2 separate regions of the Mus musculus genome follow, and region 1 is linked to region 2. The links are chromatin contacts, found by POLR2A ChIA-PET in ENCODE. All regions are on one chromosome and are shown on one strand. Each heading gives the region's core, a stretch centred on a gene start or an enhancer-like site at or near the end of the contact. The rest is flanking DNA. Distances are from core to core; before and after follow the strand shown. Region 1 holds the start of Ahnak (AHNAK nucleoprotein (desmoyokin)). Region 2 holds the start of B3gat3 (beta-1,3-glucuronyltransferase 3 (glucuronosyltransferase I)).

Evidence for each region. ChIA-PET counts read pairs that join two places held with the same protein, here RNA polymerase II (POLR2A).
Region 1: POLR2A ChIA-PET joins it to region 2 with 13 read pairs in Patski. The contact joins the promoter of Ahnak here to the promoter of B3gat3 in region 2. POLR2A ChIA-PET finds 5 or more read pairs at or near these places in 4 of 5 experiments (Patski and embryonic stem cell).

The regions. Positions count from the first base shown.
Region 1 is chr19:8,984,944-8,992,298 of GRCm38, reverse strand. Ahnak (AHNAK nucleoprotein (desmoyokin)) reads right to left here and starts at 3,015. Exons shown (of 5, transcript NM_009643.2): 1 at 2,870-3,015.
Region 2 is chr19:8,918,432-8,925,824 of GRCm38, reverse strand. It overlaps B3gat3 (beta-1,3-glucuronyltransferase 3 (glucuronosyltransferase I)), which reads right to left and starts at 5,432. Exons shown (of 5, transcript NM_024256.2): 1 at 5,177-5,432; 2 at 3,845-4,019; 3 at 1-287. The coding sequence starts at 5,258. It overlaps Gm36629 (a long non-coding RNA gene), which reads left to right and starts at 3,983. Exons shown (of 3, transcript XR_003952913.1): 1 at 3,983-4,075; 2 at 4,165-4,216; 3 at 4,508-7,226.

The DNA of each region.
Region 1 (7,355 bases), core at 1,766-4,265, 69 kb before region 2:
CTCAAGGAATTGCAAGTTCCTGGGAGCCCTGGCTGAAGCCTGAAGGGGCCCAGGTGTATTGCACATTCTAAATTGGCAGCCACCTCCCTTCCTCTAACCCAAGTGAATATAAGCACGTGGTCAGCCCAGCCCCAAGGAGAGAAACTTGGGGGTGTCCAGGCAAAGATCCCTTCAGAAGTCGGACTAGCTCTCCCAGTTTGCTTCTCTTGTCTGTCTCCAGGCAGTTCCCAAGTTCTGAAAAAGGTAGTGACCACACCCCAGTGCCCAACACATCCTCCACTCCCACAGCTTTACCCCAACCCCTCAAACCAGCTCCTCAGGCTCAGAGTGGTGTGCTCTGCCAGAACCCGACAGACAGTTCCAAGTGGAGCGTAAGGCCTGTAGGGCTCTGAACCTCTAAGCAGAGCCTCTCTAGGCCTGAAGTGAGCTCCCCGGTCTACTCTTTCTCTCTCTTGTCCTTTTCTGGACTTGGAGCTGTGGAGTGCTAGGCCAAGACCCTCAGGGTATCACTGCTGACTTCCAAACCATTAGCACTAAGTCTTGGATGACTCACGTGCCTGTCTCTCTGAATGTCCTGGTTCTCTTCACAATGTCCCTTTGCATAATCTCTTAGGGACAAGAGCTTTAGAAAGGAGTTCAGACATCTTCCAGATGTCATCCCTACGCCCCCCTCCAGTCCTTTACTAGATCAGCTCCCTTGTTCCCAGTTCCTTTCCCACACTCCCCTTGCCCCATAACTCAGCTCAGGCCGAGGAAGTGGCCCTTAAATGAGGGGTTCCCTTCTACTGCACAATCTGCACACTCTACAGACCAGATACAGGCCTGCCCTCCCCCACACCCCCATAGTTTTTCAAGAAAAGGAAGCTACTAGTTCATTCAGCTTGGGAAAAGGAAAAGAGACCCACCCTACCCCCAGAGACTTCCCTAATAGGGCAGGACCAAAACAGTTCTACTCACCTAAGCCATTCTCAGTGTGGGGAGAGGCCCTAAACATTGCCCACATTGCCCATAGCATCTTCCTGTGTGCCCTCCCCTCTCCCAGTCACCTATGAGGACAGTATCATTGATATGAGGACATGAATCATTGGATCTTGTGAATTCATCCCATCTAGTATACGTTAGGTACAGTAAGATGGTTCCTGCCATTGCTAAAGTTTAAGGGCAAACTGTTTCAAAACCATTTGTTGGGAGTCCTTTTTCTCCTGGGAATTCCAGGTCACTTTCCAAGGATCCCCCACCCCCATCCCCCCAACTACCTCCAGAAGCTTTTCTGCAAATCCCCTCCACAGAACAGGGACATTGAGACAAGTACCCCTGGACACGTGTGTCCTCAGAGACAGCCTAGGGCCACACCCTGCCAAACCAGGGTGCCAACCCAGACATCATGCGCACAATCTTCTGTGGTCACATTGTGCAGAAGTGACAATAGAGTGAGCAGGCAAGCACACACACACACACACACACACACACACACACACACACACACATACCAGGGACACTACGTTGTCAAGGCTCCACTCCATTTGACTTGTAGGATATCCCCGGGTCACCCCAAGAGTCTTCAGTGCTCATCGCCATGTACAGCTAGCCCTGATGTCAACCCAACGCCACCAAGGTTCTGCGTCCCCCAAATCTGCCTCGGCACTGAAAGGGGCTCCAGCCAGAGGAGGCCCAGGCTCCCGCACACTGCACATCCCCTCCCTGCATGGGAAAGCCTTACATAACACAGCTCTCTGCACACACCCTAAGCATGTTGCCTTTCCAACCCCACAGTAGGATCTTGCCCCCCGCCCTCTCCGCTGGCGCGCACTGCAAAAGTGAAGGGTTCCAAAGGAGAGCAGGGAAGTCCTTCACCTACGCCCTGCGCTCCGGCCCCCACCGCCTACACACGGCCTCTTTCCCCCTCCGCTTTGCCCCTCACCCCCACCCCCACCCCCGAATTCTGGTTTGAATTAGTCACCGGCTCCAACCACTACATTCCTCAGGCTGCTGGAATCCAGCCAGGCGCTGGGGCGGGGGCCATCCCGCCCGGACGAGTTTGGGAGTGGGGTGGGGTGGGGAGAAAGCACCGCCCCTAGAAGGAGCAAGGGAGGTTCTGGGGACTGTGTCGATTGCACAGCCCCCTCCCCGCCCACCCAGCGCAGGAATCTCCCTAATTATGTCCCCCACCCCCCCTCCCACTCCCACCCATCCCACAGGGAGGCACGCTGCAAACTTCCAGGCTCCGACGCCCTGGAGAAAGAAGGGAGTTTTCTGGATCTGGAAACACAGAGGGGCAAGACTAGGGCGGGGCAGTTGAAGGGGAGCTGTTAAAGTCGCCGCTAGGAGCCAGAAAGGGAGAGGCTGGTGGTACAGAGCAGGGTGGGGCCGAGGGGAATCCGGACGCGAAGTTCGAGATGGAGGTGTGGGGAGCCGCGAAAGACAGCAGAGGGGGCACGCGGTGCAGGGGCGCGGGAGGGGCGATGGGGCTCTTGGAAACTTCTCCAGTAAACATGGTATAGGAACCAAGTAGCGCTCTGAGCCGCCGCCCCAAAGAGATGGAATCGGTCAGGGACCACCAGATCAGGAACGCCCTGCACTGCAGTTGGAACGACAATACATCCGCGGGAAAAAACTAAAAGCGCAGCAAAGCACACTTCGAAGCGATTTTCTAACTTAGTTAAACTTGGCCCCAACTCCGGAGAAAGAGCTTTACTCCCGAAGCGTGACGCGTCGCCTGCCCCGGCGGCCGCAAGCGGCCAGGTTTGCTCCCAACAGTCGGAACCCTCGTAGTGACACTACCGCAAATGCACCTTGTCCGAGTCCCTCTCTCCCCTGGTCGCCCGAACCCTGGCCCCACACCTTACCGCCCAGCGCTCCGCTTCCCTACCTGCGGGCTCAGCCCCAGGACGCAGCCATAGCCGGCGAAGGGCCCGAGGTCGCAGTGCTGACTGCTGGCGACGGCGAGCCCCAGTCGGGGCGGGTCTGGCAGGGCGGACAGTGCAGTCCCCGCGGCAGAGCTGCTCCAAGTGGCCGGGCCCCCGTGCGCGGAGGCGGCTCTTGTAACTCGGGCGGGTCTGCCCGGAGCTGTGGGGAGAGGGCGGGGCCGGGCGGGGCCCGAATAGGGCAAGGACCCGAGAGCACGACTAACACTGAAGCCACCCTGGAATGGGCCGGTGAAGGGAGAAGGTTGAGGGGGCTCAGGGACGAGGAGGCGTCGCCTTTTCCCCTCCCCTATCCCATCTATTGCTCCTGTCCCGGCTCTGGATCTTCCCACCCCATTTTAAACAGTGTGTGTGTGTTCACCGGCAAGAAATTCCTGGAAGCACGCAGGGGCACAGATTCACAGTCGGAATCCAGAGTCAACCTAGTCTGCAGAAGAGCCAAGAAGCTCAGATGATTCAACCTCGACCTCCAGCCTCCACACAGACCTTTGAGCTTTCTCTCAAGCTCAGATACATTAATCCCAGGCCCCAGCCTCCTCTCCCAGTTCCCAGGCTTCTTGCAGCCTCGCCCCGTTCCTCGCCTTCAGGCTCTCTCCTCTTCTACAAAACACACTGACTCTAAGACTTAGATCCGACCCCTAGGAATGGAGTCACCTATGCACCACACCACGGTGCTGTTCTTCATTGCAGCGACACCAGTCAGGCCTGCAGCTGTTGGACGCACCATGGAACAACTCACTCTCTCCTGTAAACTCTGTCCCCCATGCCTTTTGGGTATTTTATTTGGGGGAGGGAGCACAGACTGTGTAGCCCGGCCATCACAGAACTGGCTAGAACTGACAGCCTTACAGATTCCCCTGCCTCTGCCACCCTGGGACTAAAGGCATGAACCACTATGCCCCAGTAAGCTTGAGGAACCCAAGATCCAGCACTTTCTTTGCATTCCCAGGCCTTCTGCGCCTCTCACAGCTCCTCCCCCATATTTCCATTTGCAAGTTGCTCCGCTCCCCAATTTACAGCCATTTCCCACAGCCACTTCTAACTCTATGTGGATTTTATTAAATGCTTAATGATGGGGTTGCAGAGATGTTCTGGCTGCATCCCCCCTCCGCACCTCCCTTTTTCTCCTTCCCTATTGAGTTCTACCCTCTCTGGCAGGTGGCTACCCAGCTGCCCACTCCAGTTTCCCTTCCTTCCCAAATGCCCCAAGAGGCCTCAAGCTGGAGAACTGAGACCTTGGCCTGAGGCAGGAGCACCTTCGCTCCAAGATCATGAGTGGGCTGGGGCTGAGACCAGCCCTGCCCTGTCCTCTGAAATGGCAAACATGTTTGCAGGCTAAAAATATCAGCCAAGTCTGCTGCCAGCCCTGGGGGCTGTGTCCAGGTCCAGTTACCACACAGGGTACAGGCGATGGGGGGAGGGAGACAACAGAAGGGAGTGACAGAGAACAGACACAGATGTAATGGACACACCAGGGTGGAGAGAAATGTAGGTAGAAATTCAGACAGGCATGGACATGTAAAGACAGGCAAAGCAGAGACTTGGCTACTAACATTCCTCTCTCTCTCTCTCTCTCTCTCTCTCTCTCTTTCTCTGCCCCTCCTCAAACCCACTAGACATCACAAACACACTGTCAATTGGCTTAACAGCCCCCCCCCTCCAAATCTACTCCCTTCCCAGCACACTCCCTACGGTGAACTCAGTAAGTTCCAGGCCACCCAGAGATACCAAGTGAGGATCAGGCCAAAACACATTTCAAAAAATAAAACTCAAGAGCCAGTCATGTTTTTTTTTTCCTTTTACTTAGTGTGCATGATCATGTGGAGGCCATGGGACTTGTGAGGGTCTCTTCTCTCTTTCCACTGGGATCAAAGAGGTCATGAGGTTTGGTGGCAACTACCTGAACAAGTCATCCCCTAGCCCACAGTCCTGATTTACTGAACCAGGGTCTTACAGTGTAACCCAGGCTGTTCTGGAATTCACGATATAGGTTTGGTTGTCCTCAAATGACAACAATTCTGCCTTAGCCTCTCAAATGCTGAGATTACAAGTCTTCACCATATCAAGACATTTTATTTCACGGGGCATGGTGGCGCACGCCTTTAATCTCAGAACTGGGGAGGCAGAGGCAGGCAGATTTCTGAGTTCAAGGCCAGCCTGGTCTACAGAGTGAGTTCCAGGACAGCCAGGACTATACAGAGAAACCATCTCGAAAAAAAAAAAAAAAAAAAGAGGACATTTTATTTTATTCATTTTAGATGGGTACTCATACACTTATTGAGCCAGAAATGGTGATACATACCTTTAATCTCAGCACTCAAGAGGCAATGATTGGCAAACTTTGAATTTGAGGCCAGCCTGGGCTACATAGTAAGACCCTGTCTACACATAAATAGCGTTTATTTCACCTCTTAAATATAGACCAAGAATAAAATGAAGTACTCTGCAATCCTACTAGCTAGGTAATCCCTGTTGACATTAAATCAATGCCTCCGTAATGGGTCAGGGCATTTGGTAGGTGTTTTGTATGAGTAATAGGAATTTCTCTTATGTGAAAAATGAACACTGTACAATTGAGCTTCATCCCGGTCCTTGAAATTTAAGCACTATAGAGAGGCAGAACCATAAAAAGCAAACTTCTGCCTAGTGTGGTTATCACTCTGAGGCTGTCTGACCGAGACACCTAGGAGTCAGGGTCATCTGTGACCTTGGCTACATAAGAGTTTAAAGTAAGCCTGGACTACATAATGCCTTGTCTCAAAAAAATGTAAATTTCTCCCTTTTTCTCTACCCACTCTCCCCCCAAAAGTCACCAGTTAATCAATTACCAACAGAGTAGGTGGCAGAGGCAAGAGGCTCTCTAAGTTTGAGGACAGCCTGGTCTACAGAGTGAGTCCGGGACAGCTGATGCTAACACAGAGAAACTTTGTGTGTGGGGTGTGGGAACTTTGTGCATGGGGTGGGGGATGGGGTCTTCATTTTATTTTTTGAAAGAACAAGTTTCCTGATGCATGTTCAAGTGGAAATTGATTTATTCCTAGGCTTTCAGGAAGGTGACTATGATGTGATGCAAGCCCAAAGACACAGGGTATCTGCAAGGTGCATTCCAGGCAGGAGTGTTAGAGGAAGGAGGCTGGCACAGGAGAGTAAGAAGGAAATGAAGAGATGCGGGCACCAGGCACCTCAACTTTGCCGCACTCTGCATCTCCAAGAGGGACAGCTTCCTGGGCTCTGAGCCAATTGTATCTGCCCCAGTGTTTGTTCTGGCCACCCTCTTGGTCAACAGGGAAGAAGGCAGGAGGACATGGCTGGCTTTTGGAGCTACAGAACAGGGATTTCTGTCCAGACGCTTCATTCAGGGTTAAGGATGTCAAGATTGCCTGGTCAGGGCATGGTCTGGGAACTGGCTCCTGTCCAAGTCTAGGCTAAGAGAACAGAGAAAGGATAACGTCCATCCTTAAAATCCTTGAAGATCATGATCGTGCAATTGGAACCAGACATGAAGTTTCCTAATCAGCCCAGAGGAAGGGGTTGTTTTCAAGTTTTCAGACAGGTGTGATGCTGGTTCCATGACTGCGAATCTAAGTGCTCAATGGAGTGAGGCAGGAGGATCACCAAGTTCCAGGCCAGCCTAGATTATATAGTTCTAAGCCAGCCTGTGCTACAAAGTGAGACCTTTGCTTCAGAGAATCACACATAACAATTTTTTCAGTGTTCTAAGTGGAAATTCTAGTCCATCCCCATCCCACGCCACCCCTCCTTATCTCACCCCTACCATGATGCCCACTGTATGTGATTCTGCAGCAGATTTTCACAGGTTAGCTCACTTAGTTCTCACATACCCTGAGAAGGAGGTCCTCGATAAGGAAACAGCCTCAGAGGGGTTGCTGATTTACCTTAAGTCACACAGCTGGCAAAGGAAAGATTCTCACTCACATCTACACTCCTTAAAGGGATTTCCCTCTGCATGTGCTCTAGGTGGGTGGGTGGGAGGCACTGGCAGGCATTCAGCAATCGCTCAAAACCAAGAGTTATTTATTGTAATGCTAGGGTTCAAAGCCAGGGTCTCATCCATGCTAGGCAAACACTCCACCACTAAGATAGATTCCCCAGCCCTCAGTGGCATGTTAATTTACTGAATGCTTTCTTAATATAACTGGATCCAAAAACCCTTGCTCCTTATACAAATGTCTTGCCTCTCTCGAGAGCCTTCTCTAGACTGTCAGCCCCTAGGGAACAATTCCTCTACTTACAGATCTTTGTTGCAGCTGCACAAACATTATTATCCATCCAACACTGGGCCCAAGGACTTGTCAGTAGGTAACAGGGAACTCAGCAGGATGGAATCCCTGCCCTTCAGGTACTTAGCCCAGAAGGAATGGCTCAGAACCCTTTACCTTGTCTTCTCAGTTCCTTGCCAGAAAATGTTCC
Region 2 (7,393 bases), core at 4,183-6,682:
GTGGATCCTTCTCCCCCCCAACAGCACCCCCTTTTCCTCGGAGCCAGTCGAGGGCCTTATTGCGCTGTTCCACTCCTCGGGGCCGGACCCAGCCTGGCTCACCTTCCCTAAGCCGTTGAGCCTTGGGGGTAAGGACAGCCAGGTGTGTAAAGAGGAGACCAGAGGCGGCCAACAGCCCCGAGACCAGCGGGGTAGGGCTCTCAGCGTCCTCCACTAGCAGCCAGTGTAGACGGGGCACCAAGCTCAGGGTCTGGGACAGCCGAACCAGCTCTGCCTTTTGTACCAGCCTGCAGAGGGAGAGATGCAGGAAGGAAGGGGCCAGGTAACCTTGGCCCTCTACACTTAGAATGACAGCTGCTCCTGGTCACTGTTAGCATCTTCTCTGGCATTTCTCCTACCGGTGCCCAAGCTGTGTGTGTATGTGTTACTTAGGATGGAACCCAGGATTTCAGGTATTCAAACAAGTATCAAGAGACTGCCAAGTTACCTCCCTCTCCCTTGAGTGTCAATTTCATGCAGATAGTCACCTGCCCTATCTTTCCAGTCATTGGTCATAACCCACTTCAACACCAGGACTCAAGCTGGGCACGACTATAGGACAAATAACTTGGGATCACATGGATCTTGGTTTGAATTTTTTTGTACTTTGTTGTGTTTTTTTTTAATTTTTTATTAGGTATTTTCCTCATTTACATTTCCAATGCTATCCCAAAAGTCCCCCATACCCACCCACCCCCACTCCCCTACCCACCCACTCCCCCTTTTTGGCCCTGGCGTTCCCCTGTACTGGGGCATATAAAGTTAGCAAGTCCAATGGGCCTCTCTTTCCAGTGATGGCCAACTAGGCCATCTTTTGATACATATGCAGTTAGAGACAAGAGCTCCGGGGTACTGGTTAGTTCATATTGTTGTTCCACCTATAGAATTTGTTGTTTTTTGATGCAGGGTCTCATGTAGCTAGGCTGGCTCAAACTCAAATGCTAATGATGGTCTTGAATTTCTGTCTCAGCCTCCCACTGCTGGGTATGCTACAACACCCTGAATGTTCAATTTTATTTGTTTTGTTTGTTTGTCTGGAGACAGGGTTTCTCTGTATAGCCCTGCCTGTCCTGGAACTCACTTTGTAGACCAGGCTGGCCTCGAACTCAGAAATCCTCCTGCCTCTGCTTCCCTAGTGCTGAGATTAAAGGCGTGCACCACCACGCCCGGCTGAATGTTCAATTTTATAGTTTATCAAATGAAATACTTTGTGGAGTATGAGGCCAGCTTTCTACATAGCAAGTTTCAAGAGATCCTGTGTCAAAAAAAGTAAATAAATAGGCCAGGCAGTTGTGGCGCATGCCTTTAATCCCAGCACTAAGAAGACAGAGGCAGATGTGGACCTCTAAGTTTGAGGCCACCCTGGTCTATATTGAGAGTCTCAGAACAGCCAGAGGGCTACACAGAGAAACCCTGTCACGGAAAACCAAAATAAATAGATAAATAAATAAATAAATAAACAAATAAATTGAAAAAAAAAAAAGGCTGGAAATGTAGCTCAATGATAACATGTTTGCCTAGCCAATATGCAGTTCAATCCCCAATAACAAACAAATAAAAAAATAGATAAATATTTTGTAACAGTTTTATTAGTTTTATTATTGGCTTTTTGAGACATTTTTCACACTGTAGCCCAGGTTAGCCTCAAACTCAGCAATTTTCAGGGCTTGGTTTGAGTGTTGATACTACAAGTATGCCATTATGTGTAGCTACACTATCATTCAGTGTTAGGGATTGAATCCAAAGCTTTGAACATGCTACACAAGCACTCTGCAACTAAGTTATACCCCCAGACAAAGATATAGTTCTGGAAAACTAGATAAGCTGGTCATGGTGGCACACTCCTTTAGTCCCAGCATTCAGGAAGCAGAATTAGACAGATCTTTGTGAGTATAGACCACTCACTGTGTAGACCATGTTCTACACAATAAGCTACCAGCCAGCCAGTATGAGACCTTACTTCAAATTTTAAAAAAAGAAGAGAAGAAAAGAAGAAAATGAAAAGAAAAAGAAAAGAGGAAAAACGAGAGCCTGAGAAATGGTTAAGAGACGTTGATGGTCTTGCAGAGGATCAGTGTTTGATTCCCAATACCCTTAGCATCACACAACAACCTGTAACTCTAGTTCAGGGGATTCGCATCTGCGCTTCTGCCTGTCTTCTAGCCCTTTTTGGTACCTGCACACTTTCAGTGCACATACATACCCTCAGGCAAAAACATACACTTAATTGAAGAAGTAAAGAAGTAAACAAAGTTACTAATTCTAATTTATTTTAACTAATTGGGCTTTTAGAGACAAAATCTTGGGCTGGTTTGTTGGTTATGCCTTTAATCCCAGATCTCGGAAGGCAGAGGCAGAGAGGTGTTCAAGGCCAGCCATGGCTACACAGTGCAACCTTGCATCAAAAAATAAAAATAACAACAGAATCTCATTTTGTAGCCTAGGTTGGCCTCAAAAATCATACCAATCCCTCTGTCTCAGGCCCCTCAGTACTGGGGATTACCAGGCATGCGTCAGCATGTCATGACTGGCGCAATACAATTTATCAAGTAAAACACTTTAGGAAATGACTTGAGTCTCACGTTTACTTAGGAATCAAGCTGGATTAGGAAACTGGGCACAGTAGTGAGCACACACCTTTAATCCTGTCATTTGGGAGACACAAGCAGGGGAATCAGTCTAGTCTACAGAGTGAATTCCAGGACAACCAGAGCTACACAGAAAAACCTTCTCTTGAAAACCTAAATAAATAAATAAATAAATAAATAAATAATAAAAATTAAAAATGAAACCCTACAGGCCAGGTTCTTTTCTTTCTGTGGTAAGGCTCCCAGAGAGGAGTTTTAGAGGAAATCCCAGTCATTCTCCAAATGAGAACATTATTTGTTTCTTCATTTTGAGAGAGGATCTCCCTGTGAAGCTCTGGCTAGCCTGGAACTGACTACCTAGACCATAGACCAAGCTGGCCTAAAACTCTAGAGGAGATCCTCCAGCCATTGTTTCCTAAATGCTGGGATTAAAGATGCACACAATCTCTGCCCAGCTATGCACCGGGAGTGAGTGGTTTGCCTCTTTTGGGTTTCCTCGTGGTTAACATCAGTTTGATGCTCAAGGAGCTGCTGGTGGTGTAAGTTAATGAGTCCAGGAAGGTATGCTGAAGACATGGTGACAGAAGGGCTTTTTGGCTGCTGGTCCCAAACCACACTTCAAAATGGGTTTTCTCAGTATTAAACAAGATTTTGACTCTAAAAAAGAAAGAGAGAGAGAGAGAGAGAGAGAGAGAGAGAAGGAAGAGGAAGAGGAGGAGGGGGAAGAGGAGGAGGAAGAGGAAGAGGAAGAAGAGGAGGAGAAAGAGGAGGAGGAGGGAAGGAAGGAAAGAAGGAAGGAAGGAAGGATTTGACTAAACCTGCTTAGCCCTGTTTTCTAAATTTAATCAGAAATTTTTGGGGTTTTGTTTGTTTGTTGGTTTTGTTGTTGAGTATTTGTGTGTGTGTGTTAGCTTTGAGACAGTCTAACCAAAAGATTCCTAAGAAGAGTTCATTCAATGGCAAGCTCAAATTTTCTTTCACACTTAATTGTCGTTAAAGTTTTGCAATAACTCGGTAATCTACTTCCTAATACTCCTTTGTCTATTTTTAAAGGAAAAAGACATTTTCCCACAAACCTGACTAAAGATGCGGATCACTTTTCATAACATTTGGCAAGCTCTAGTTTAAGCATCACCCCATACTTCAGTGCCTCCCCAGATTCATCATTAACCCTCTTCCTGTTCAATACAGAGCTCCTGAGTGTACCAGAGCCGTACCTGGCGTAGGTGGGGGTAATGACATAGATAGTAGGCAGGGCCTCAGGTTCAGGGGGCTGGGCTGGGACAGGGGGTGGGCGACGGAGATCAGCTTGCAACTGGGATATCCTCAGGTCCTTCTGCCGAAGCTGCTCAGCTGCAGCTCGAAGCGGAGGGAGGCAGTCGCAAGGCTGGCCTGGTACCAGGAAGCACCAACAGGGTGAGCAAGTTGTGACAGAGAACCACAGGATAGTAAGTAGTTCAAAAACCCAGGCCAATTCTTTTTAATTCCTAGCCAATACAGAAATTCCCTTGTAACTTGCTTTTTTTTTTTTTTTTAGAATGGTGTCAGAGACTCTTCACCTTTCACTGTTACTGTGTTACTGTTTTAAGGTAGGTCTTGCTATAATGGCTCCAAGCTGACTGACCTCAGACCTTTAACCCACTGACCTGTTTCCCAAACGGTGTGCCACAACATTCAACTCTTCAATTTTAACCAGTTCCATCTGTCACTCTATTTTTCTTTGCTGGGGCTCCAACCCAGGGCCTTACACTTGTGAGTGTTCTACCACTGTGCTACACCCTCAGCCCTGCCACTATTTTCACTAGTACATTTCGACGATTATCTGTCAGCCTTTCTGTCCTTTCTACCTTCTGATCCTAATTTTACCTTCCACACATAAGGAATATAACAGTCTGAACTAGAGGCTCTCCTGTAATGGCACTACCTGAAAAGCGTTTACCAAGCTCCCACATAAAAGGCTGGATTCAAGGCGCTCCGTGGTCACGTGACCACTGACTTGTCAGTAAGTTCACAGATTCCATTACACGACAAATATTTATTGAATAAAAGGGGGGGGCAGTCCCTACTCCCTAGCTACTTTAGTGGAAGAGGTAGACACTAATAAAGTCATTACAAATTGTGATATGGGCCACTTAGAAAATTAAAAGAGATCAAGACTAATAAGGGTTACTTGAGCTAAGGTGGTCAGGGAAGTCCTGATGTGACATCTGGCCTAAAACCAGGATGAGAAATAGATGGCCTGGAGGTGGGGAGAGCACAGCTGGTCAAAAGCTGGAGGGGACAATGAACCAGGGGGTTCTCAAAAACCTATCAGCAAGCCGGTCTGAGAGGCAGAGCAAGGGGAGGGTGGAAAATAGGTTGCTTGGCGGCGGCGGGGTCATTTGGGGCTTGACCGGTATCCGCGGAGTTGCAGACTGCCGAGAGTTCTACACAAGGGGTCACCGAGGGCTGTCCCGAGGGCTGAGCGAGCGGGAAGCCGCTGTCTGCGGGTCTCATCCCCAGCGCCTTGGGCCGGCCCTCCGCACACCGCCCCGCCCCGCCCCGCTCACCGAGCTGCACCAGAGCGTAGAGGAGGCCGGCGATCGACACCAGGAAGTAGGCAAGAAACACGTTCTTCAGCTTCAGCTTCATGGCCGGTGCCACCGGGGCAGGCGGGGTCCACCGGGACCGGCAGGGACAGGTCCGCCCGGCCCTCCGCCCTCCCGCCGGCCCCGCCCCGGCCGCCCGGGCCGCGCCCCGCCTTCCCCAGGCTCCCTTACTAGTTCCCGGGAACGCGGGACTCTGAGCGACACCTGGGACCACTTCCGGCTAGTGGCGTCCCTCCCACAGGCAGCTTCCGGTCCCGCCTCCTGGTAGGCCATTCAGGGCGTTGACGCTATATCCGCTGGGTCAAGCGGTCGTGGCAGGCTGACCAAGAGCTTGTGTGGCCTAGCTCTATAATCATCTTGAAGCTCCCAATTGAGCACAAGCTCCACCCTTGTCACTGAGTTTTCTAGACTCACTCAACCATCCTTCAGCCTCAGCATTGGCTGCTTAAAGAAACGGTTGTTCATTACTTGTTCAACCAATGAGTGAAATCTAAAACGCACCAGGTGCTTGGCTAGGTCGTTTCCAGTGATTCTCAATCTTCCTAATACTGGGACCCTCTAATACAGTTCCTCATGATTTGGCATCCTCCCCATCATAAAATTCATTTTGTTGCTACTTCAAAACTGTAATTTTGCCGTTAGGAGTTGTGATGTAAATGTTTTCTAATGGCATTCCTGCTGGTCCCTCCTGCTTTGTGCTGATTGTCCTGGTTGTCTGTTAGGTTGTGCCACCGCTGCTTCGTGTTCGCTATCCCTACTCTACCGAACTGAACTGCTGATAGATTCATGAAATGTCTGAGTGGATCAAGCTGCCACTGCTAGCCTGTGAAGTGAACTGCAGATTTCCAGACAACAGACAAAAGCTACTCCAAAGAATCTTTCTAAACATGTCCACATCCCCCGTATCTTTCATTTTCCACAACCTCTGGTGGGTGGTGGACTACAAGGGAGGTTAAAGTGTTTAAGAATCATCATTAAAAATAGGATTTGAAAACAGTTACACATGTTCGTGAGGACCAGAGGACTTTGGAGTTTTAGCCTTGGGACCTCAGGTTTGGTGCTCTAACTGTTGAACCATCTCATCAGCCTTCCAATTTTAGGCCAAAATTATGTCATTACCATGGGACAATTTTTAAAAGTTCCTTCTAGATTTTCCGCTCCACGAGCTGTAGTTTCTTCAGGGTCACCTCTCTTCAGCAAGTGACTACAGAGCTAAAAGTGGGTACCAAGTCTACACTACAACAATGATACTTTATTCACGGATATGTAACAATTTACATATTTAGTCCAGGAAGTAGCTTGTCTAATATGCAGTTTTTCTTTGTCCCACCCCTACCCCCAAACCCCCATCCCCGCCCAAAACAAGGTTTCAGTTTCTCTATTTAACCACCCTGACTGTTCTGGAACTCACTTTGCTAGCTAGGCAAACTCAAGAGATCTGTCTACCTCTGCTGGGATTTAAGGGGCATACACCACCACTGGCCAGCATGTGCACTAGTTTCTATCACCAAAAAAACCTGGGGTAGTGGTACATGTCCGCAATTCCTGGACAACATTGAAAGTGGAGGTAAACTCCACTATATCTCAAGATGGTCAGCATGGCAATGGTGGCACACGCCTTTAATCTCAGCACTTGGGAGGCAGAGGCAGGTAGATTTCAGAGTTCTAGCTTGGTCTACAGAGTGAGTTCCAGGACAGCCAGAGCTATACAGAGAAACCCTGTCTCAAAAAAGAAAGAAAGGAAGAAAGGAAGAAAGGAAGAAAGGAAGAAAGGAAGAAAGGAAGAAAGGAAGAAAGGAAGAAAGGAAGAAAGGAAGAAAGAAAGAAAGAAAGAAAGAAAGAAAGAAAGAAAGAAAGAAAGAAAGAAAGAAAGAAAGGAAGAAAGGGAAAGGGAGAAAAGAAATATAGTCAGCCTAGGCTACCTGGAACCCTGTCCTATTACACAAACTGTTTCTCTTTGCTGAACAATAAATAGTTTCAACATATATTCAATAAAAAAAAACTCACAAAAGAAAATACTATGTTCCTACCAGTAACTATGTTTCTGTTTCAATGTTACATCATAATAAAAACATTTAAAACTCCTTTCATTTAGCTCTGTAAAAACCATTTAGGAATTATCTAGTCACCCTATCATACAAAACAAAATTTCAGAACTTTTTTTCCTGTAACCAAGTA